2 separate regions of the Mus musculus genome follow, and region 1 is linked to region 2. A link is a loop called in an ENCODE intact Hi-C map of the cell type or tissue named here. Cell type or tissue: heart. All regions are shown on one strand. Links, peaks and the distances in the headings refer to the core of each region. The heading gives the core; the rest is flanking DNA. Region 1 has its middle 2.5 kb from the start of BC024386. Region 2 overlaps Caly (calcyon neuron-specific vesicular protein).

Region 1 (2,917 bases), core at 264-2,763, 820 kb before region 2:
GGCCACACCTCCAGATGGTGCCACTCCCTGGTCCAAGGATATACAAACCATCACACTTACTTAGTTGGGGGGGGGCATGCACAAGCCATAGCATAACCTGTGGAGGTCAGAGAATAACCGTGGGAGTCTGTTTCCTCCCTCTGTCAAGGCGCTTCTTAGTAGGGACTGAACTCCTCACTAGGCTGATCCATCTCGCTGGCTGCTGTTTTATAGGGTTTGGGAACAGGATCTCCTGCATCCTCATGCTCTCTATGTAACCGAGGCTGATCTCGAACCTATGATCCTCCCCAGTGCTGGGATAAGGACACATCACCACACCAGGTTTATATAGTGCTGGGGATGAAATTCAGGGGTTTCCACAGGAAATCGCTCAACCGACGGATCCTGCCTCGCTCCCTAGAAAGGCCCATCCTATTGTGGGCGTCTCTGTACGTGCTCAGTTGCTGCTTCAATGTCACAGCGCCTCGGTGTTTGGGTTGTATCAAGTAGGACTCACATCTCGATGACTGGTGGGCATCTTCCTTTGCTGAATGCCTGTTACTCTTCGGGTTGATTTGACAAACTCTCTGACAACAGTGGCTTAGAAAGGAAGCTCTTACTTTGGCTCAGAGTTGGAAGGTACAGACCATCATGTTGGAGAGGGATGACAAGGAAAAGGAGGCAGCTTGTTATGTGAATCCAGTCAGGAAGGAGAGAGACATGACGCCCAGCTGCCTTCCTCCTTCATCTGGCCTAGGGCCCCAGTCCATAGGAAGGTGCGGTCCACACTCAGAGCAGATAGATCTTCCTCCTCCTCCTTTAAACCATTCTAGAAACATCTACACAGACAAACCCAGAACTATGTTTCTACAGTGGGTCCAAATCCAGTCAATAATTAAGATTAACCGTCACAATGAGGAATAATTTTTTACACAGTAGATTTTACAGTGTAAATTGGAAAGTAGCTGATTAGTTTTGAATCCTTGGGAAGCACCAGGTTTTTAATTAATTATGTACCTATTGTATACGTCCACATGTGTGGGCACACACACTGTATGTCACTGTGCACACCCTGAGGCCAGAAGAGGGCTTCGGACCCCTCTGAGGTGGAGTTACAGGCAATCGTGAGGTACCAGGCTTGTTACATGGCTGCTGGGCTCTGAAGTCCAGTACTGGTGATTGTGTGGCAAACGTTTTTAACCAGAGAGCCATCCATCTCTCTAGCCCAACCATCGCATCTTTATGTAAATGAAAACAGTGATGTGAGACGTGCAACAAGCCTCCGGCCTATAAATCTAGCTGTAAATGCCTCCAGGAGAGCCTGCTGTGCCTGAGGCTGCTCTGCACAGCCTCTGCTCGGAGCATGAGCGTCCCCTACAGCTGACCTCCGGGTGCTGCTGGCTTTCTTCAGATCCCACATTCTGGAAGCCTGTTTTACGGGATACAGATAGAAAGAAGCCCAGGGTAAAGTGCACAGCAGGAGACGACCAGTGACCTCTGGACACGTGCATTACCTTCCCCAGCAGCTCCTGTACTTCCAAATCTGGCCACAGGGTGGTGCCCTGTGTCCACGATTGTCCTCCCAGATCTCCAGGGGTCCCGCATTCAGAACACCCTTTTACAGGAAGGGTGTTCAGACTAAAGGCCAGGGTAGTGACACGTGCATACGTTGTGTGTTTGAATGCTAACGGCTTGAGCATAAGGACACGCTGTCCACCACACACCCAGAGAGGCACTCATGTTCAGGCCAAGCTACGGTCGGCCGGCCTGTACTAAGACTTCTCGATGGCTCAGTTTTCTTGGCTGCTCCTCGAGGCCTTCATTTCTATTCTATACTGCACGTCACTGTTTTCTTCTTCTTTAAGTATAAGGCAGACCAGGGAGGAGAGGCAACCACTCTTGTACTCAGAGTAGCGGGATAGAGACCACGTCAGTGGAGGAATGAAAAGGGGTTGGGTTGTGCCTGGAGAGTTCTGGAAGGCCAGAAAGTCTGGGGAGGGAGTGGAGGGCTCTCAGTGGTGTGACCACCTGGGCTCTAGGGGGACCTGTGGATTCTCTGTGCACTGGCTACCCCCCTCCAACCTGCCTCACTGAGGCCTCGTCCACCATGGCTGGGCTAGGAGGTGTCGGATATGGATCTTTCCGCCCCATATCCCATTTGCAGTGCTTCTCCAGTGTTGCACAACATGACCTGGGCTTGCTCCTACTTCTGTATTAGTAATGGGGAGCAGCACTGGTCCCACGGAAACACTTTGCCCTGTCTTCACAACCCGTCTGTAAGCCTAAACCTTCTCTTAAAACAAAGTACCAGAGAGGGCTGAAAAGGGAGAGATTCAGCTGTCTTGACACTGCTAACAGAACTTGGAGCCGCTCTGAGAAAGGTGACCTGATCCGGGCCTAGGGCAGTCTTGCAATCTAGAGACGGCCCTGCCAACAGCCAGTCAGAAAATGGCCCGAGCCCAGAAAGGCAGAGACGGAGGCCTCCTCCAGAAGCCGGCCTGGACAGGTTAGACACAGGTCTTATTTGTGAAAGAGGAAATGTCCGTGGAAGACTGAACAAACTGCTCAGGCCTACAGCCTTATCCCCACAGGACCCCAAGGCTGTAATTAAAGGTTTAGGTGGAAAGGATTACAGTGAAGGAGAGGAAGAGGCCCCCCACAGCCTGAGGCTGGAATCTGGAGCTCAGGGCTGGGGGAAATAACATTCAATTAACCTCCCCATCGGAGCCCTCCCTCTGACCTCCTTGGACGCGTCTCCTTGCTGGACTGGACTGGGCCTACTGGGTAGGTGGAGCTTAAGGAGTCCCACATCCACAGCCAATTCTTCTCAGGAAGAATAAAAGTCAAGTGCCTAGTGAAACATTCCCTTCATTGCCGTTTCTAAACAAAGGAGGGCACAGTGGTCTCCAGGAAGGGTGGTGACCTGGCTAACTTTAGG
Region 2 (2,917 bases), core at 315-2,814:
TGCCCCTGACGCTGTGTTCCTCAGGCTCTGTCACGTGTAGGTCTGGAGGGCTCCTGGCTTTCTGAGGGAGTCTGTCCAAAATAACCACAACTTTTACCATCCTGGAGGCAAGAAGTCCAAAACCAGATTTCCCCAGAGCTGTGTTTCTGTTGAAACGGTGAGGAGAGGGTCTTCCTTTGCTCCTTCCAGACTCAGCTGTCCTGAGCAGTCTTGGATAACACTGCATCACCCCAGCCTGCCACCATCTGCAGAAAACCTTCCTCTTATGTCCAAATCCTCTTGTAAGGGTGCCCACTGTGGAATAACTCCCCATCTCCCCCCATTCTAGTGTGATCTCATCTTAATTCCACTACAACTGTAAGGGCTGCTTAAACATCTCTTTCACTGACACTTACGAGTTAAAAATTGTGGTCCTTTTTGTGGGGACATCATTCAACCCACAACAACCCTGTTGTCACTTGTGGGCTGCAATTATCTCCCAGTTTTGGCTTCTGTTTCTCCTCTTTGAAGGTCCTCTTTGAAGGTCTTGTCTTTATAGGCAAGGATTCTTAATTTTAACATGAAAAGTCATTTTATTGAGATTTTCCTCTGTGAGTACTGCTGGGGAAATCTTTCTCTTCCTGAGACTGTAAATATGCTTCTGCACTGTCTCTAGAGTGCTCTGTTGTGTCGGTTTTCCCTGTTCATGCACCTAGAACAAATTGCTGTATTCACTTGTGCATTGTGTGTGTGCTCATTATCTGCATTTGAATATGCATGTAGTGACCAGATTAGCTTCACCGTTCCAAGCAGACTTTAATTATTAAGATGCAGGCAGCTTCTCTGCTATTAACTGAGATCTGAATGCATAGAATATGTCAAATGGGTTTCCCTCTGCAAAGCATCAACACCACCAGTGTACACTGCTGTGTTCAGGGCAGATACCCAGCAAGATGGACTTCCTTTGTCCAAACATCTTGTGTCTTTCTGCCTTCAACACAAAAAATTTGATGTTTTAAGTTCATAAACAAATTTGTTGGAATTTTGATTGAGAGTTGTTGATTCTATAAATACTGTCAGAGATGTTAGAGCATAAAGACCTCCAAAATCTGCACGATAGTCTTCTTTACCTGACGGAGGATTCAGATGTGCCTTGCTCCCCTCGCCAATATTTCATGGCCTTCCATATGGAGCAACTGCCCATCATCTCTGTCCTGGGGCTTGAAATTATTTAAATGAAATCTTAGCTGGCTCACATCTGGGGAGGCTGAGGCAAGAGAATATTGAGTTCAAGGCCAGCCTTGGACTGTATAGGGCTATAGAGTGAAACCCAACATTATTTTAAAACAAAACAAAACAAAACAAAACACACCCCCAAAAACCAAATGAACAAAAAAAAACAGGGGCTGGAGAGTAGTCTCAGAGGTAGAGAGCAGAGGGGACCTAAGTTGTATTCCAAGCACCCGCATCAGGCAGCTCCCAATTCCTTATAGCCTCGGCTCAGGGATGTGATGCCCTGGCTTCTGAAGGCAACTGCACATACAGACGCAAATAAAACTCCATTTCCCGGGGCAGCAGCGCCCTCTTCTGACCTGTGCAAGTAAGCACAGACATGCATTTATGGAAAACAGTAAATAAATTACACACATAGTTAAAAGTATCAAAATAAACATTTGCCACTGACATATAGAAATACATCTGCTTTCTATAAACTCAAATTTAACTGGACTTTTTCATTTTAAAATTTTTTGTATGTATTAGTGTTTTACATATGTGTATGTGTGTACACCTCATGTATTTCCGGTGCCCCTGAAGAAGAGGCCATTGGACTCCCTGGAACTGGAGTTTCAGATCTGTGAGCGGCTGTGTGGGTGCTAGATATTGATGTGGAAGAAAAAAAATCAGTTCTTATAACCACTGAATTATTTCTCCCATCCCTTAAATATTGTATTGCTCTTATGTATTGTGTGTGAGTAAAATTATGTCACGTTGCACATGTGGAGGTCAGAGCACACCTTGCAGAAGGCGGTTTTCTCGGTCCACCATGGGAGTCCTGGGGACTGAACTCAGATTGCCCGGCTTGGCAGCCAGTCACCCACTGAGCCATCTCGCTGACCCTGGAGTCTTTCAATGTTTACACACACACACACACACACACACACACACACACACGGGATTTGCTTTTGCATTTAAACACAACAGCGATTTCGTCCATGAATAATCAGGACTAGGTTCCAACCCCCTGGCCTGGTTTCTTTGCCCCTGTGCAACTGTGCTGACTGAGCACTCAGGACCATCGTTTCTGGAACTTCACTGGCTGTCTTAGTCAGTTCTGATGCTGTGAAGAGACACCATAACCGAGGAAACTCTTATATTAAAAAGGCATTCAAGTGAAGGCTTGATTACAGATTCAGAGGTTTGGTGCATTATCCAAGGAATGCCGCACTGCTGGAGAAGTAGCCCGGAGCTACATCCTGATCCAACCATAGAGAAACCCTCTGCTAGGCGTGGGCTTTTGAAACCTCCAAGTCCACACCCAAGGACACACTTCCTCCAACAAGGCCACACCTCCTAATTCTTCTAAGTATTTTTTTTTTTCTTTAAGTAGTGACACTCCCTGGTGACTAAGCATTCAAATACATGAGCCTAAGGGGCCATGTGTATTTACGAAAACCACCAGACCAGACAAGGCCATCTGTATTTCTGTGGTCTCAAAAACAGAAAACCCAAATTCAAGTTTGTGTTATGATGCACACCTGTAATCCCGGACTCCGGAGTCTGAGGCACGAAGATCCGGAGTTTAAGACCAGCCTGAGCTATAATGAGAGCCTGTCTCAAACGACAAACCACAACAAACAAACAAACAAACCAAAACAACAAGACTTACACTCAATAAATTTGTTGGAATTTAAGAATATCCTTCTTCCTCTGCCCTCAG

What was found. A loop is a pair of places that touch in the nucleus more often than their neighbours do. Peaks named below come from ENCODE experiments on the same cell type or tissue, not always from the same donor. Only the 100,000 strongest peaks of a DNase experiment are listed, where the experiment ranks them.
Region 1: it touches region 2 in a loop (10-fold over the local background); 4 of 42 quality-filtered maps call a loop at or near these places.

The regions. Positions count from the first base shown.
Region 1 is chr7:140,902,048-140,904,964 of GRCm38, reverse strand. No RefSeq gene overlaps it. Among named protein-coding and RNA genes, the nearest start is that of BC024386, 2.5 kb to the left of the region's middle. In heart, for the core only: no CTCF peak of the experiment used is centred there; DNase peaks (open chromatin) are centred at 1,554, 2,424 and 2,734; H3K27ac peaks cover 827 bases; H3K27me3 peaks cover 433 bases.
Region 2 is chr7:140,077,539-140,080,455 of GRCm38, reverse strand. All of the region lies in intron 1 of Caly (calcyon neuron-specific vesicular protein), which reads left to right. Among named protein-coding and RNA genes, the nearest start is that of Caly, 3.6 kb to the left of the region's middle. In heart, for the core only: a CTCF peak has its summit at 1,574 (motif pointing left); no DNase peak of the experiment used is centred there; H3K27me3 peaks cover 2,304 bases.